2 separate regions of the Homo sapiens genome follow, and region 2 is linked to region 1. The links are chromatin loops, found by intact Hi-C in ENCODE. Cell type or tissue: Caco-2. All regions are shown on one strand. Each heading gives the region's core, and the rest is flanking DNA. Links, peaks and the distances in the headings are about the cores only.

What was found. Peaks named below come from ENCODE experiments on the same cell type or tissue, not always from the same donor. Only the 100,000 strongest peaks of a DNase experiment are listed, where the experiment ranks them.
Region 2: it touches region 1 in a loop (3-fold over the local background); 3 of 110 quality-filtered maps call a loop at or near these places.

Annotation. Positions count from the first base shown.
Region 1 is chr12:80,191,737-80,199,736 of GRCh38, forward strand. The region is part of intron 1 of OTOGL (otogelin like); the gene reads left to right. Among named protein-coding and RNA genes, the nearest start is that of OTOGL, 96 kb to the left of the region's middle. In Caco-2, for the core only: a CTCF peak has its summit at 3,606 (motif pointing right); DNase peaks (open chromatin) are centred at 3,585 and 4,895.
Region 2 is chr12:80,602,491-80,613,692 of GRCh38, forward strand. PTPRQ (protein tyrosine phosphatase receptor type Q) reads left to right here. Exons shown (of 45, transcript NM_001145026.2): 27 at 2,569-2,690; 28 at 7,949-8,135; 29 at 11,102-11,202. All of the region lies in intron 1 of LOC105369867 (a long non-coding RNA gene), which reads right to left. Among named protein-coding and RNA genes, the nearest start is that of MYF6, 100 kb to the right of the region's middle. In Caco-2, for the core only: a CTCF peak has its summit at 5,438; no DNase peak of the experiment used is centred there.

The DNA.
Region 1 (8,000 bases), core at 1-8,000:
TGGCTGGGGATCAGCAAGCGTAAGGCAGTCCTGGGCTCAGCTTTGCTGCTCACTAGCTCTCTGACTTTGGACAAATCATCTCGCTCTCTTGTGAATGGCAAGAGAGGAACTAGAGACTGCTGTACCAGCTTTACATACTGTGGTGCATTAGATGAGATTTATATTTTATTGAAATATCACTTAGAATTCTAAGCGATATTTCATTCAATTTTGCTTTCAAGAAATCCATATTCACTTATAAGTTATTACATTAGCTATCCCTTAGAAGAATCGTATTTTCATCTCAAGAATATGTAGAACATTGTGAAAGAGGTATCAAGACTGATCCTAACCACTGTTGTTGTTTTCCTCCTCTTCTTTCCCTGACTTGTGTAACTTCCATGTTTGGATACATTGTTTTGTCACTCTTGAATACCTACAGGACATATGGCAAACTTTTTGATGAGATCAGTAGGACAAGTCAGACCTCAGAGCAAAACTTTCTGCTCAGCAGTTGTTTCTGTTCTCATACACTTTGCTGTGTGGTTGATTTTCTAACTCTGACAAAACCAGTGCAGTTCTAGGAGGGGCCCCGCCTGCTGGTCCGGTCATGGTCAACTACCCTGCCCTGACTGAGATGGCCATAGCCTAAGATCAGGCAGGGACCCCTCCTCCCCATGGAATTCTCTTCCAGCTTCTTATTCCTAGCCCCCTTTCTTTGCTCTCACCGTGTGATCTGACTTTCTCACAGAAGTTTGTGGGAAAATAGAGGCTATGTTTGCCCTCCATGTGGTTAAAAGTGAATTTCCATGCTGGAAACATTGCTTCACTAAAATAAGGTCCTAGATTTTACATAAAAAAAGGAATTTTCTCCAAGATGCTGTGAAGCATTACCCAACTGCCACTCTGGTCACTAAAAATAAAAATAGCATGCTCTCTTAACAGGCAAGTCTTTTTGGAGAAAAATGCTGTGTAATTCTAAGTGAAAAAGAACATGAGTATTTTTGTCCAATGTCTTCGTATATTTAGGGGAAATACCGTCAAATTAAAAAAATTCTGATAATTGATGAAAATGATTAAGACCTAGTAAGTGGTTGTTAGAAATCATTTTTTAAATCATAAAAATCCCAGAAGTAAGTACCGTGAGTATATAGTATGTACCCAAATATTTCATGAAAAAATAAAGGTTACTACTCAGATAATCTTTGGCTGAAACTAAGAGATGAGGGAAATATCCTCTTCATTCTTACATAGTATGGGCTCATTGAAAATACTAAAAAAAAAACCGAATCAGTTGAATTTGAGAAAATTGTGGAATTTTTTAGCAAGATTTGGAACATTGAACATCTAGATTAGGCTCCCTAAGTCCCTTCAATTGGACAATATAAAATGTCCTCTAGATGGAGCAGCAGGCTTTTTCTTTAAGACAAAGAATTCTTATTTTTGTGAAAGGAACTTCAGAACTTCATTTTAAACAGAACATAATTTAAAGAACCTTATTCTTAAGAATAAGGTAAGCAGGCCAGGTATAGTGGCTCACACCTGTAATCCCAGCACTTTGGGAGGCTGTGGTGGGCAGATCACAAGGTCAGGAGTTCGAGACCAGTCTGGCCAACATGGTGAAACCCCATCTGTACTAAAAATACAAAAGTTAGCTGGGCATGGTGGTGCATGCCTGTAGTCCCAGTTACTCGGGAGGCTGAGGCAAGAGAATCACTTGAACCTGGGAGTTGGAGGTTGCAGTGAGCCAAGATTGTGCCACTGCACTCCACCCTGGGTGTCAGAGTGAGACTTCATCTAAAAGTAATAATAATAATAATAATAATAAGGTTAGCATATATTATTGGGAATATCCATTCTTTGATGAAGGAAATGTTATATTTCAGACAATGTAACTTATCCTCATATATGCTGGAGTAAAATGCATTTGATTTAAAAGTTTTCCAAGTGAGATTCACTGAGTTTTGGAGGCTTGCGGTACATGTGCAAGAGCCAGGAAGCTATGGATGTTCTTTAAAGATGTGAGTATAACTGAGAGGGAGGAATGGTGAGGACTGAGAATGACAAGGGTTAAGGAAAGTCCTTTTGTTTAGACAGAAACATTTTCCAAAGATGGTTTCAGTGTCTGCCTAAATTGGATTTGTGAATGTGAAATATAGAAAGCTTGAAGTCATCTGACACATCCGCCTCATTTTACAAAAGAAGATGCCAAGACCCAGAGAAGTAGCTGTCATTCTGTTGTATCAGTGGAGTTAGTGATGGCACAGAACAAAATTGGATAAGCAGTGTAGTGGACCTTTGTTGTTTTAGCTGCCTCTGACTAACAACACTGATTTTCTTTTGGGAATTATACTCCTCCAAGTGTATGGAATCTTGGAAAGCTAATAAAGGAAGCCGAGGGGTCCCTAGATACTCCTGTATAGCCAAACGTTAGGCATGTGACCTAGTCAGGCACTCGAGGGACTTCAGATCTTCAGCAGAGTTTTTATAAGGAAATATGAAACAGTTGGAATTCATTTATTTTAGATGATAGCCTAATATTCATTTTACTAAGTATGATTCTTCAACCTTCCTGCTAGTTCTGTGGGATCTCCAATAACCCAATAATTCCCCTTTTTGCTTAATGCTTGGGCAGAGTTAGTTTCTTCCGATACTTGCAACCAAAGAACCTTGAGAAACTCCCTAGCCCATCAATGAAGCAAGACCTTCTAATTGCAAATTTAAATCACCCAACAGAATCACCATAAGTCACCAAGAGTAATATAAGACTTATTCATATAGGGAAAATAAACACACTCTAATCCCATAACCAAAAACATAATCAGAATATTATGCTCTAATTCTTTTGAGTCATGACAAATTTTCAATTATAGAAAGAAGAATCTGACAATACTGCTGTAATAAACATTTGTTGACTAAATGAGAAAAAGTTTTCCATTATATAACATTATACTAGAGAGCGCTCTAAAATATATTTAATGTAGCACTTACATTTATTTTTTCTGATTATAAAAGTAATACTGATTTATTTTGCCCAGATTTATCTTAAATATTAAAATTTAAAAAAATAAACTTTCGCTTGTTTTCCTATTAGAAATCAGAAAAGGGGCAAATAAATACCAAACTGGAAACATTGTACAAGCCACAAGCCATATGATATTTGAATCAGACTAAAATAACAGTGGAATAATGAGTTCTTTACAATTTTTTTCCCTTTCAAATTCCTTCTCAAAAAGCATTTGACTTAACCCTATTACTTAGAAAAAGTGTTGCAAAAGCCTCATTTTAAAAAAATGTAATTCCTTTTAATGTACCCAGCAAGTGGACCCTCCCTCCCTCTCTCCCTTTTTAATATCTCAGAATACAATTTTTAAAAGGGAGCTTGATGTTTATAAGTTTCTTTAGGCTATTATAACTAATCTTTGGAATGATTCAACATTATGTGATTTATAAACTGAAAAGTCTCATATGTCAACAATGAAATCTACTAGAAACAGGCCATTCTTATCTTAATAGCATTTTAAGACAGAATTTGCAGTTTGGCTCAGCTTAGCAAGGCAGGGAAAAGAATGGTTAACAGCCTGAGAGCATGCACACTGACGTTCAGTAGTGAGCCAGCAGAGGGCTTTTCTGTACTTGCAAAAAGCAACTTGTTAATGGCAGATTCCTAGCTCAATTGAAGAATGATTACTTTATGGAATATAAGGTCATGCTAAAGGGAAATCAATTTCCTATACACAAGGTAAATAAAAATAAAATAGGCTGGTTAGTAGAATGAAGGCAGACAAGGAGTTAAAATAGGCTGGTTAGTAGAATGAAGCTTATATGATTTAATTCAGCCTAATATTTGACTTATTAATGAGCCATCTTTTTGAAGATCACAATGTGTATTACTCAGATAGAAGTCCAGGTAAAAACTTATCAGTCTGTGGGGCCCACTCAAGTTAGATTTTGATATAGACAATGCCCTATCATGGCTCTTTAAGGGTCACAGTGGTGTGCTGGAGCCAGCTCCTGGTGGCTCCTGAATGCCCATTATTAAATTTGGAGGAATTTTGTGAGCCGGTTGAAATCACATTAGTAGCTTAAAATTGGCCATAGTGGGAGTATTTATACCATGGACATCTGCAAACACTACAAAGTAGGGTCCTCCCCTTTCCCCAGTGGAGGTTGTTAAACGGTTACCAGAATATCACTGAACATAACAAAAAAGGGGATTTTCTTGAGAACTGTGTCATCTAAAATCATGAATACATTCTCATGCCTGTTCATGCCTGTCTTGTCCAGCCCAGCTGGTATGCAAAAAATCATCCTTGAAGGTTTGATTTCATCTTTCAAATATTGGGAGTTCAATCTGGCTCTTTCTCTACTAATAAGTGAGTGGGGTCTGGAGGTGGATTCTGGAGCCACTAGTGTTTGCTGTGCAGGTGGATGAGATGGGGAGCATCTTGGTGTGTCTGTGAGCCTTGGTGTATCCATGAACATTGAGCTACAGTCCCCCTCCTTTTCTCCATTGCTTAATTTGTACCCTCTGTTTAAAATGCAGTCAATGCAATTTTTCCCAGGGACAGTTATCCTATCTACAGCCTTTCAACTATGCACCTTACATGACATCTATCATTGTTGATGTGATAATATTGTTATTTATAAATGTAGACGGGGTCTCAGATTTATTAACGCTACACTAAGATGTACAATGAACAATTAGGTTTTTATTTTTATTTTTCTGTAGTTGACCTTATGACTGTCATTCACTGCTCTGTTTGGATGACTTAGGTAAATGTCTTTCAGAATTCCAGTCCTTTGCCTGCTGGCCCCTAGGTGTGGGAAGTGGAGGGGGTTTCACTTGTTCTTGTCTGTCTTAGGGAGACTGGTTCTTCCACCTGGACATCGTTCCCCGGAGGCATGTTGGTCTCTGCTGCAGGTGTCTGCTCTGGGCTTCTCCTTAGGCTGAGGACCTTTGCTATACAAATGGTCTTCTCCCTAGGGCTCTGCTGATATCTGCAGCTGCTGATGAAAGCCACTGTAACCCCTGCTTTGTTCCAGTTATTTTCTCTGATGATTTAGGGCTCTATATCAGCTCTTACTGGCTTTGTGAGAAGTCTAACTGGATTTCCTCCTCTAGGCCAGGGCCTTCCAAATTTAACCTGAGACTGGTTAAGGCCATGAGGGGAAGGGGGTGGTCGGACATGCCTCATTATGCCCTCCTCCATTTTATAATTCAGGAAAAGCCAACCAGTACTTAACATCAATACACACCTTAAGTCTGATAAGAAACATTTACAATCTATTTTCTCTGAAGCCTGCTACCTGGAGGCTTCATTGGCATGATACAACTTTGGTGTCCACAACCTCTTATGTAATCTGGGCATTCCTTTCTATTGATAATAACTCTTTCAGCCAATTGCCAATCAGAAAAATTTTAAATCTACCTATAACTTGGTAGCCCGCCATTTCAAGTTGTCCCACCTTTCTGGACTGCACCAATGTATATCTTAAATGTATTTGATTGATGGCTCATGTCTCCCTAAAATGTATAAAACCAAGCTTTGTCTCAACCACCTTGTGTACCTGTTCTCAGGGTCTCCTGAGGGCTGTGTCATGGCCATGGTCACTCATATTTGGCCCAGCCTCCCAAGTGGCTGGGACTACAGGCACCTGCCACCATGCCCGGCTAATTTTTGCATTTTAGTAGAGACAGGGTTTCACCATGTTGGCCAGGCTGGTCTTGAACTCCCGACCTCAAGTCTCCCAAAGTGCTGAGATTACAGGTATGAGCCACCGTGCCTGGCCAGAATAAATCTTTTTAAATAATTTATAGAGTTCGGCTATTTTTGTCAACACCACTGAAATCTGTCTATGAATCCCTGACCATGCTATTCAGCCTGCAGACTTCTGCTACCGAGGTGATTCTTAATTCAGAGGCCCTCTTACAGCTCTGAAGCAGAGGCAGGAAAGCCGATTCCACAAAAGGCACTCTAATGGCAGAAACAAAGTATGGATAAGCAAAGAGATGAGTCGAGTTCAGCTCTCCAAGGCAGCCCGCAGAGGCGTGTGGTGGCATCTTTCTCCTTCCCACAGTCCCTCTGGATGTGAGCGATGGGGTTGAACTCCATTCTCCTCTTTCCTCACTGGGGACTCTATCGTATGAAACCCTAAGATCTAGTCCCTCAATCTTTCCTCTTAATATGTACAAGGGGGACATAAGTAGTATAAAAATTTCTTTCTTTGGCTTTCAAACTTTCTATTTTTTTTTTACAGGTAAAATACTTCATTTTGTATGTTTGAAGCTGATTATTATATATTCCTTTCTTCCTCTTTGTTTTCTGGCCAAAATCATCTAAATCCCCAAGGAAGATTTGTGGGAGCAGGCCACAAGAAATTGCAAAAGAGAAGGACATATTGATATACTTAAAATATTCTCCCCGTTACATATGCTTAACTTCTCTCACCCCCTGGAGTAGAAGCTTTTTCAGAGAAGTCTCTTCTGCTGTTCAAGAATGGTTCTCTTTTGAGTATCCTCTTTTATCTGTGTCTTCAATATCTCCCTATTTGTGGTAAGCTTCCTATCAGTTTAAAAATAATTACCTGGCTGGGTGCGGTGGCTCATGCCTGTAATCCCAGCATTTGGGGGGCCGAGGCAGGCGGATCATGAGGTCAGGAGATTGAGACCATCCTGGCCAACATGGTGAAACCCCATCTCTAATAAAATACAAAAATTAGCTGGGCATGGTGGCACGTGCCTGTAATCCCAGCTACCTGGGAGGCTGAGGCAGGAGAATGGCTTGAACCCAGGAATTGGAGGCTGCAGTGAGCCGAGATCATGCTACTGCATTCCAGCTTGGCGACAGAGCAAGACTCCATCTCCAAATAATAATAATAATAATAATAACAACCTGTATCCTTCTAAATAAATAAACAAAACAACTCTCCATGGACTTCACATCTATCCAAACCTGAATCTTCTCTGATGTTTCCTATCTCAGTAAATGACATCACCATCAACTTAATTAGTTGTGCCAGAAAACATTATCCTTTACATCTTCTTTCACCTCATGCCCCATGCCTGATTAACTAGCAAATTCTATTACTCTGTTTCTGAAATCTGTTTTGAATTAGTTTCTTTTCTCAATTCCATACCTTCCATCCTAGACCAAATAGCTATCATCTCTTGTGAACTACAGTGGTTTCCTGTGGCTGTTTTCCTCCATTTAGCCTTGTTCTCCTTGAATACTGAGTGATCTTGAAATTAAAATATACATAACCTGTAATATGCGTGTGCATATTTATGTGCAATATATTTGTATATGTGTACATATATGCATGCACACAATCCTGTTTATATTACTCCTTTGCTTCAAACTTGCCTTTAGCTTCTGTTATTGGGATGAAGTTCAAAATCTTACAATGGCCCAAAGCACTTGAATGACCTCACTTTGCTATACCCACATCCCAGCCTTGTGCAATTCTCTCCCTAGCTTACTTTGCTCCAGTCACAGTAGGTCTTCTATTTCCTCAAACCTACCATGCTTTTTCCTTCTTAAAACATTGACATAAGCTATTTTCTCTGCTTAGTAGAATCTTGGTTCTCTGGCTAACTCCAGTTCTCAGTTTAAAACCCTTTCCTAGAAGACCTTCTAGATCCTCCCCTTTCCTGCAAGGCCCTTTCAGGGCATCTTGTATTTTTCTTTAATAACACACAATTGCAGTTGAATGATTATTTTTATCATGATTTTAATGTTGTTTTCCTCACTGAATTGTAATCTTTGAAGAGAGAGGCCATCTTATTCATTGAGCTATTTCTTCTGCTTATCAATGGAATAATAGTGCCCATTGAATTAGTTTAATAGATGATTTGTGTAAGTTTTATTTGTATAGAATTCATACCATCTAATGTATGGTTTTACTCATAATAAATATCTCAGAACTTATATTAATAATTATTAATAATTTTCATGATCACTTGTCTTTTTCTCTCTGCCTGCTTCTAGGAGTCTCTGTTCTCTCTTGTCTATATGAAA
Region 2 (11,202 bases), core at 1,995-9,994, 410 kb after region 1:
AGGTGCAGACAGATTTGCTTATCTGGTGAGGGTTGCACCCTCTGGAGGGGAGGAACGCGTGTCCTCACACAGTGGAAAGCAGAAGAGCAAGCTATCCAAATGCTTAGTGAAGCCTGTCTTATAAGGACCTTAATCCCATTCACCATGGGAGGTATTCTCATGACGTAATCACCTCTTATAGGCCCCACCTCTTCATACCATCACATTGGCCATTGTATTTCAACATCTAAATTTTGGAGGGGACATGTTCAAATGATAGTAACATCTTATAGCTCTCTAGTATTGAAATAAACCTTTTGACTCTCTTCAGAGCATGTGATTCACTTGAACCAGATATACTGCCCATATTTATACCATCCCAACTTGCAAGAAATTATCTGCAATTTAAAAACAAAGACAGAAACTTTCTCCATTCTGATCCTATTTGCCTCATTCCAAGCTCATCTTTCCATTTGCCAGATAGGCCTCTCAGACTTCTGGAGGTTCTCAAACTCAATGAATATGAATCCAAATTTGTCATCTCCTACCATAGTCTTACCCCACCAAAATCAGTGTATGTTCCTGAATGTGCTGTTGTGAACTGCCAAAATTCACTAATATTAATGCATGAGTTAGCTTTTACTACTTTCTCTATCTCAATTTGCACCCACATCAAATTATTCCGAGTTCTTTTTATTAATCTTTCTATAGTGACTCTAGGTTTCATCTCCTTCTATCTATCCCTTCTGTCACTATTCTTATTTAGGATCTCATGTTTTACTTGGCCTTTTGGAAAGAGCTTATCTACACTCAGTGTTTTTCAAATAACTTAACTTTTTCATAGTTACCTGAGTTGTCTTCCTAAATCAATGGAAAAATAATTCTTTTCTCAAAAACCTCAGCGGAATCCCACTATTTAAAGAATAAACTCCAAATTCTTTAACGTAACAATCAGGTACTCTCTAGCTTAATTCCTAAATTACTACTTGGGCTTGTACATTTTTATTCCTCCATAAATACTGGTCTCTCTGTGATAGTTCTGTTTCTTGGATTTAGGGATTCTGAATCTTTTTTTGTACCATGAATCCCTTTGGAAATCTGGTGAAGTTTATTGACTCCTTCCTAGAGTAATTTATTTTTTACTTGTAAAATAATAACATTACCAAGATAAGCAATTCTACAGCAATACAACTCTATCTGTCTGTGGGTCCTGTTGTTTATGTCTTTGTGGCTTTTCTATGATCCTCCCCTTATCACAGAAGTGCCCCTAACCCTGCTCTATCCTTCTCATCTATCAAAGACTAGTGCAATTCCCACCTTCACTGTGCATCTTTACCTTGCAACCCTGCCCCATCTGTATCATCACTTTGCTCTCTCATTGTAGATTATATGTTATTTATTTCTATTTATCCCTTATCTTTATCTTTTATGATACCTTGGTAATTGACAACAATGTGGCAAATACTGAACTAGCCACTTTTACATACTTTGTTTTCATAATTTCTTTTAAAGCACTATAAAATATTCATATGATGGGGAAACTGAGGTCCAAACATTTTGGTGTTTCACCAAGATCATACAACTTGTATTCTTGCTAGATTATGAGTTATTTGAGGAAAGGAATATTTCATCTTCCTGATTATATCTTCTCCGGATCTGTGGGATAGTACTTTTTCAATAATGTTTGCCCATATGTATTTAAAAATTGAAAATATTGGGAAATACTTATCTCTCAATATTTAATATCATTAGAATTGACTAGGGGCCCCAGGAGGACAGAGGTGTGTGCAGCAGTGTTCTTAGGTTAATGTCTGTGTGAAATTAACTGTGGCTAAATCTTTCCCTGCATACTATTATCTCTCCTAATTCCCAGTGGCTTCACAAATTGAAATTGTACACATAAGGATTTTAAACAGAAACATTTTTAAGATATTGTCTCTTGTTTTGCGTTACTGAAAAAATAACAAAGTAGGACAAATTAAGAAAGTAGAACAAATTAAAGAATTTAATTGGAGTCATAAGGAATTCAAGAAATATTTGAAGATTGCATTTCTAATAATAGATCAGAACAATTGAATAACCATTTCATATTCTCCACCCTCAGTGAAAACAATAAAATCAACTCAATTTACATTTGTAAAACAATATATGTATACTTTCATTATACCAGTTTTAATTTTCAGCTGTGCTTCTCTATCTCTCTGTAGTCAAATACTACGTTTCTGCAAGGGTTTTCTTAAAACAGCATTGCTAGGTTAACTGTTTTAAAATAAAAATATTTGCTTAAAAAGGTTTACTTTAGCAATAGTAATGCTTTCCTTTCAAAATATTATTTCAAGTTTTAAAATAATGAACTTATGATTTTAATTAATTAAGTTTTCATGTGGAAGTTGTTCATCTAGAGTAACTAATTTTAAAGAATTGGATCTTTTTATTTGGTAATGCCTTTAGCACTCTGTGAAATATAAATTAATGTAAAATTAAAATTAATTTATTATGACTATCCATTTTTCATGGTCTTTTCTATTATTGTGCTGTAGCAAGTACTAATTCTAATGTAGCTAGATAATTAATTTTCTATTGTCATAGCTCCAGATGGTCCTCCTGAAAATGTTCATGTAGTAGCAACATCACCTTTTAGCATCAGCATAAGCTGGAGTGAACCTGCTGTCATTACTGGACCAACATGTTATCTGATTGATGTCAAATCGGTAAGGCATGTCTTACCTTCTGTAAAAGCCAGTATAAAATGGTTAATAATACAAGATTTGGAACCAGACTATTTGAATTTGAATTTTGGCTCTGTTAGACAGTAGGAAAATTACTTTACTTGTTTGTGTTTCAATGTCTACATCTGTAAAGATTAATAATAGTAAACAGGGTATGAGGACTGAATCAGTTAACATGCATAAAGAACTTGGAACATTCCCTGAGATATGGTAAATGCTCAATAAATATAAGATATTAGTAACATTATTATAATATGTTTTATCAGTGTATAGAATGTGTATATATATGTATGTATATATACACACATACAAGTGGTTAAATTGGTAGTAATACAAATATCTGGTTTACAGTACGGTAGAAAGTAATTCATAATACAAAATGAGAAGAGAGAAGGCATTAGGAGAAATATCTTCCAGATAAAATAACATCAGAGCTAAGTCTTGAAAAATAAGTGAAGCAGAACATAAAAGGTAAATGGGAATAGGGGTGTAAAAAAGTAAGCCTCATTCAAGAAAAATCAAGTCTTTTGGCAATCCCAGGCTATAGCATTAAAAAAAATAAGTTCTAAGAGATGAGGCTAGATCCAGAGGCTGACTATACAACAAGTTACAGAGTTAGGGTTTTATGTTAAGGGCAGTGGGGTGCCAGTTGGTGATACAGATTTCTACTGTATAACATAGGCATGGTTGCAGTGTAGAGGATAGATTGAGAGCAGTATGGGGGGTGTAAAATCAGGCAAGGAGACAGGAAACTATAAAAGGGCAAGGAAAAAGAACAGAGGAAATGTAGCAAGAGAACGAATGAAAAATAATCTAAACCTATAGAATTTGGTGAAAAATCAACTAACTCATGATGGTGAGTGAGTAGGATAATTAAGGATGATTGTAAGTTATATGACAGAAGATTATGAGGAGGAACAGATCTGTAGAGGAAAGGAATGAGTTCAGTATTAGACACACTGAGTTTGAAATATGTGGCAGTCCTCCAGGTCAATACACCCATTGGCAGTATTAAATATGGATCTGGAGCTCAGGAGAGAAATTCTGGATTTCCAGATTTGGGTAATGTTAGTATTTAGAAGATAGTCAAAATTATAAGAGTGAATGAGATTCACTATGGAATGTGCAAAGTAAGATGACAACCTAAGGACAGCACCCTGGGGACTATCAACACTTAAATAAGAGGCCATTGAAGAGACTGAATGGGAGTAGATAGCCATTTGGATGGAAATCCAGGTATGAAAGTCAAACCCTTCATATAAGATAGGATGCTCAATGATGTCAATAATGCAGAACTGTTAGCCAGAATAAAGACTGGAAGTATTTCCTTTGCACCCTGCTTGGGTTTTGCTGGGCCTGATGAACACAGTTTTCTAATAGCATCTTATGCATTAAATTGTATAGCATAGTGATTTCTCCTCCTTTCTCTCTGTCTCTTGACCAACTTTATAATTTTATTATGTCTTTGTAGTATTCCTTAAATGGAGATATAATGCTTCTATCTCAAAAGACCTGTCATCATTAAAATAAAATTGAAAGAATTGTTGATGTATTTGTTCTCCAATTCAGTCTCTATTTTCTGTTCCTTTTGTAGAGCATATTTGTGAAGATTTTAGTATGTAATTAGCCAAAAATAATTAGCACGAATGATGAATGCCCTGGGAATATGCATTAAAAACAAATTATAAAATGATAAAGCTTTACTCTGTCAAATGAAAGGCACTTTATTAATGAAAATAGTTCTCCCTTGGAAATTCTGCTTAAAGGAACAAAAAAAATAAAACATATTAAGAAGTGATTTTGTAATCTCATTCTTGTAGCCTTCTTGCTGAGTTTCAAAGTGAGCAAGGGAAAGAGGGTAGAATGGGAAGATAACAAATATTTTAATTGCTTATTTTCTACAAGTTACATGTTCATCTCTTCCTATTCATTATCTTATTATATGTTATCCAGCAATATTTTCATATAAACATTATTACCTTCATTTTGCATAAAAGAAATCTAAGGAACAGAGACGGTGAATAACTTCTCACAGAGCTAAGACTTGGCTAAAACTAACAGATCAACAATGGTTTGACAGGAGAAAGGGAAGGTCATTAAATAACAAATAAAATTCGCCAACATAAATATAGCCTCACCAAAACTCCTTTAGATCAACAATAGCAAGAACAGATTCAGATAGAACCTAGTAATTCACAGTTTCTTTAGGATTCTTGGAATTAAGTAGAGGTATTTCCTTCCTTCCTTCCTTCCTTCCTTCCTTCCTCCCTCCCACCCTCCCTCCTTCCCTTACTTCCTTCCTTCCTTCCTCACACATTTTAAAATACTTCCAATGTACCAGAACTGTGCTAGGTGCTGGATATGTAGAAGTGAACAACTCTGATAAAGCACTTCTGCAGCTCATTTCATTAATATGTAATTATCAACATTCAAGAATCACTGGTTCCCAGACTAAGGAAGAATACATAGCATTGCACTTGGGACTTATTGTGCAGCCTGTCTTCTACAAAATACTAGCCACACCGATAAAACTCTTAACTTTAAAAGTGTAAACAAAAATTGTCAATCTTAATAAAATGTAAATATCATCCTAGATGATTCTGCTGGAAATTAATGCATTTAGGATCATTTTCATTGTTCCTTTTACTCTTTGACTGAACAAATTGTTATGAGTAGCTTCTGTGCATCAAGACAAGGATGAAAAACATAAAGCTCTGCTGTCAGGTAGCTCACACCCTAGTGGTACACACTGGAATAGAAACAGCTAATTATAGAGTTTGAGGTATGAAGTTTTGTGGGGAATATAAGGTAACAAAATAATTAAAGTTCCTGTTATGGGAGGAATAGAAGATAAAGGAGACTTCATAGAGCAGGTTAAATATATTCTAGGACTTGACGAATGAATAGGGGTACACAAGATGGGAAAGGGTGGAGGCGGGGTAGGAAGAGAAAAAAAATAGGAAGTGGGGCAGGAAGAGGAGAACCAGAGTCTAATTGCTGATAATGAATATAAAGTAACACTTCAAAAATGATGAAAGACATTTTATAACAATAGATTATCAAGTACAATATGAGCAAACAAACTTGGAATTGATTGAAGGAAAATGAGTCAGAAAGATGTGATTTCAGTCCTGGGTAAGTGGACAAGTAATAGCTAACAACAACAAAGGTGTAGTAGGTTTAATAAAGAAAGGTAATGATGATCTTTTGTACTGCCAAATTTGAGGACCGAGAATTCCTTTCAAATTTTGTTAAATACTTTTAAAGATATAATATATGCGTGCCATGTCATATTTTGCGACTTGATATTTGTTATCTATTGTTTTAATGGAAGGCATTGGAAGAGTATAATTTATAAATTATACTTATAAATTATAAATTTATAATTTATAAATTATAAATAGTTAAATTTATAAGATCAAACCCAGTGACCTTGTGGAAGTGTAGAATTCTATGGACTCTTGAAAGACCTGGGCTCAAATCCTTCCTCTGCTACTAAGTAACCCTGAGGAAGTCACCTTACCTCTATAAAATCAGAATTCAAATAGCTATAAAAGACAAGTGACATGAACCAGTAGTCAAAGTGAAGCCAATTGAGTGGGGCTCCAATGAATGGGACCCAGGCCCCTTTACAGAGGTCAATAGTTACCCATCTCTGCACCTCTCAATAATATTTTTTCAGCATGAAATTAAGCCTAGTCTTAAGGAAAATTACAAAAAGCATATTTTTATGTGATATTCAAATGTTAACAACTAGTTAAATACACATTTTCTGCCAGTGGCATATATTCCTGATCAATAGGATTTCTACGCTGATTTGTTTTTCTTCCATTTTCGAGAAGTGGGGCATTTCTGTCCACTGCTCTGTCTTAAGGTGGGAATGATCTATTTGACTGTATGCAACGATAGTATTATTTATATCATCCTTTTACTATGTTTCTTTTTTTTCTTTTTTTATAGCAACATCTTTTTTTTAAAAAAAAATTGAGTTAATTTTATTTACATTACCTCAGCAAACATCTCTATAAATGAGTTTCCAGGACAACATTTACAATATAGTTATACCATATGCAAATCAATGTGTGTTTCGCCATATTATCAATAAAATATGTTCTTAGCAAAGAGCATTAAAAGAATACATTGAACCAACCAACCAAACAAAAAATATTTCAAAGTTATAAGGGAAGGTCAAGTTGAAAATGGACTTAATAGTGTTCACTGTGTATAAAACCTGGTTTTAAGTGTTTCAATTAAGATACCTGAAAGTAGTATGTATGATAGGATTTTGAATTTTCTCATGGTTATCTTGGGAAAAGCCCTTCTACTTAGTGCTAGCAAGTTTAGTTATGTTTAATATCTGGAGTGAATAGGCCAGAACCTCCATAAAGGACAGACTATGTTTGAACAAATCATATAGCTACATTTCATATGCCTAAAGACACTCATTTATGCACATTAATAATTATGACATCCACAATTAATTACTATCCAGTGCTACACATAGTACTAAATCAGAGTTTTTCAAACTGCAGCCATCATCAGAATTTTTAAATGAGGTGGAATAAAGTTAAAAAGAGCAGAAAATATCAAAGTGTACTTCAGAAAGATGGTGTATTTCTGAAAAATGTGTTACAGTCATAAGATACGTATATATTTTATATCTATCAGTCTTATCTTCTGAATTATGTTACAAAGAGTGTTTCCTTTTGTGGGTAATGGTGAAAAAATATTGAAATCTATGTGCCAACTACTTTAGATTTGTCCTTTCTAAATCTCAGTGAAACACTGTAAATAGTTGTTATTAGCCCAATTTTACATGCATTGAAAGACTAGACTGTGTAGGTGGTTTCTCAAATACTACAGGAGCTATAAGTGGCCAATTTGGGATTTGAGGCCTGTGTGATTAGGTACCAAAACCTCTATGCTTTCTTCTACAAAATATTGGAGTCAAAAGTAGAGTTTCATTGACTGCAAAGATGATTTTTGCTTATTTATTTAATGGGTTGGTTAATCACGGTTGGCTGGTTTGTCTTTTTTCTTTTACTTTCAACTATTAAAATAATTAATAATTAGTAAGCTGTTATAATAGCACTTTAGATTTCCCAGAGCAATCTGATTGTAAAATAAATAAATACAAATTTGGCTAGATAAATACATCTCACGTAGCTTTGTATTATTATGTTTTGGTGACTCAGATTTCAAGTGCTGCTTCCTTAATTTTTACTTATATTTTCCTATAGGTAGATAATGATGAATTTAATATATCCTTCATCAAGTCAAATGAAGAAAATAAAACCATAGAAATTAAAGATTTAGAAATATTCACAAGGTATTCTGTAGTGATCACTGCATTTACTGGGAACATTAGTGCTGCATATGTAGAAGGGAAGTCAAGTGCTGAAATGATTGTTACTACTTTAGAATCAGGTAAGGAGAATTTCTCAACCTTGCTAAAAATTGACTGAGATTTAGCTGGCTTTCTTACAGTTCATCATACTCCACCAAAAAAGGATATGTGTTATGAGAAGTTTTTAAAGCATATAAACAAAAAAATTAGTGACTCTCTGCAACTGACAAAAAGGAAGATTTCTATTTATATTTTTGAGGTAAAGAGGAGTTATGTAGAATATTCAATCCTTGTAAATACAGCAACAATTAAAGGTATCCGCTGTATTTCTTTGCACTTATTTAATCTGCTAGTTGTTTCAGAAATTAAGTAAGCTTGCCTAAGAGATAATATTTCCAACTGTCTATATCCAATAACACTTCAACTAAAATTCTATTTCAATTATTTCTGTCCCATTATTTGAATGAATATTAAACTTGTAATACTCTGTGAGTATTAAATAATCTGGAATTCGAAAGTAGAATCCAGCTCACATTTATCACAGCTGTTGTCTTCCCTTAGTCAAGTAATATATGTCTTATTATATAACTCTTTGATAAATGTCAGAATACATACAGATTTCCTCAAGTTCTTATGAACAGGGTCTGAATGAATAATAAGATTGTAACCAATAAGAAATAAATTTGGAAATCAACATCCCAGAACTTGCTTGCCCCATCCTCCTTCAGACTCCTGATGTTCTTTGCCACCAGATATATCATTGGAAAAAGCAGATGAAGGGATATGTTGCTATAGTTTATTTGTTGCTATCTGTAAGGTAAGTATAGGAAGTAAAATTTTTTTACAGCTAGTTTTTTTCGTTACATTATATTCTCTATGCATTTTGTCTGTAAAGTTATGGTTCTAAATTAAAAGGTAAATTTTATTATCAGCATCCTAAAATTCCATTTGTTCCTATTCGTCTGCCAAGTATCACAGGTATCTATTTTCTGATTATGCTTTTTACTTCTCAATCCCTCCTACCTGTGAGGAAAGATATGATGAATGTACTCACATTTATACCATAAAGCATTGTTTGTCAAATCTTAATGTGCTATCTGTTTCAAGGATATCACAATTTAATACATTTTTACTAAATCTCTAAGAGTAGAATTTTATGTGTATAACCAAAAATCTGGGTACTAGGAAATTTTTTACAACATTGAGAGAATTCCTTGGTTTATCTGACTTAAAATCACATCCTAAATTTAGAGAAACATCTCATAAGAAAATATATTTATGACACAGCATAAAAACGTGTAGTAACAAATGCAAAAATATCTCTCTTGAACCAACTTAACCTTTATTTTAGCTTTGCATTTTTCCATTTAAAATGAAATATTTGACACAATAGTACGTTTATCTGCTTCTCTCTCTTTTATTCTTTGCTGTTAATTTATTTACATTTTTTGCAAGATAATGAAGCTTGAATATCTGAACTGTTGACAGCCAAATATTACATTTCTTCATGGAAATTCTTTACTTAGTATGGAAGGATATAACTATTTCAAGTTGAACAAAATAGATATAGTCATTCAATCAGTCACTTATATAAAGAACACTAATTATGTTATGCATCAAGAAGTAGCTCCTTTATTCATAAAATAACTTTTATCCTCATACATATTTTAATAATGTATTGGTGCTTAGCTTGTCATATGTTAAGCTGTTATTTATCTAAAATAAACTAAAATATTTATACTATATAAAGAACTCTTAAAACCCAGCAATTTAAAAAAATCCAATTAGAAAATTGGCAGAAGACATGAACAGACATTTCACCACAAAGGAGACATTGTTGGTAAAACAAACAAACAAACAAAAAATGACAACATAAGTTTTCAATACCATTAGCCATTCGGAAAATGCAAATTAAAGCCACAATAAGGTATTATTGTCTATGTACTAGAACAGATAAGGTAATAATTTAAAATATGGCGATGATACCCAATGCTGGCAAGGGATGCAGAAAGACTGGACCTCTCATACATTGCTAGTAGGAATGTAAAATGGAATAGCCACAATGGAAAATAATTTTGCAGCCACTTATAAAACTAAACATGAAATTACTGTGTGACCCAGTAGTCACACTCTTGGGCACTGATCACAGAGAATTGAAAAATTATGCTCACACAAACATCTGTCACCAAGATTGATTGCAGTTTTATTAGTAATAATGAAAACTGGAAACAACCCAAATGTTTTTCCATGATTAAACAAACTCTGCTACATCCACAAAATGGAACACTACTCGGCAATAAAAAGAAGAATGTACTATTAATACATGTAGTATCCACCTTGATGGACCTCAAGGCCATTGTGCTATTGTCATTTTCAAAATGACAAAACTATACAGAGGAAGAGTTATTAGTGTTGTGAAGAAGCATATACTGCAAATAAAAGAGGATACTAGGAGAGAGTTTCTTTAGGGTGATGTAATAGTTTTATATCTTGTTTACGGTGGTGGTTAAAGGAATCTATACAGAAGACAAAATTGCATAAAAGTATAACAAAACATGGAAAGGGGTGAAATTGGGATAAAGTCTGTAGCATTAACAGTATTGTACCAATATCAGTTTCCTGGTTTCATATAAACTCCAGTTACATAAGATATTACCAATGGGGAAAACTGGGAGAAAGTTAAATGGTATGTCCTGTTTTTGCCACTTCTTTTGACTCTAAATTGTCATGCCATTGCACTCCAGTCAGGGTGACAAAGGGAGACCCTGTCTCGAAAACAAACAAAAGATTAAAATGTCATAGAAACACATTCTGTGTAAAAATAAGTGCATATAAAACAAACAAACTGGATCACCATTATGGTTGCTGTGAATTACAGATGTCAATGATTCTATAATGCGTCAGTCATTTTGCTAGTTTTTGCAGTTTATATGGTTTAATTTGTGGAATACTCTTTAAAAACAGAAGTTCAAAGCAAATAAATTTATGTGGAGATAAAAAGGAATACAATATTTTTAAAAATTAATTGTTAAATATTTTATTTTAGCCCCAAAGGACCCACCTAACAACATGACATTTCAGAAGATACCAGATGAAGTTACAAAATTTCAATTAACGTTCCTTCCTCCTTCTCAACCTAATGGAAAT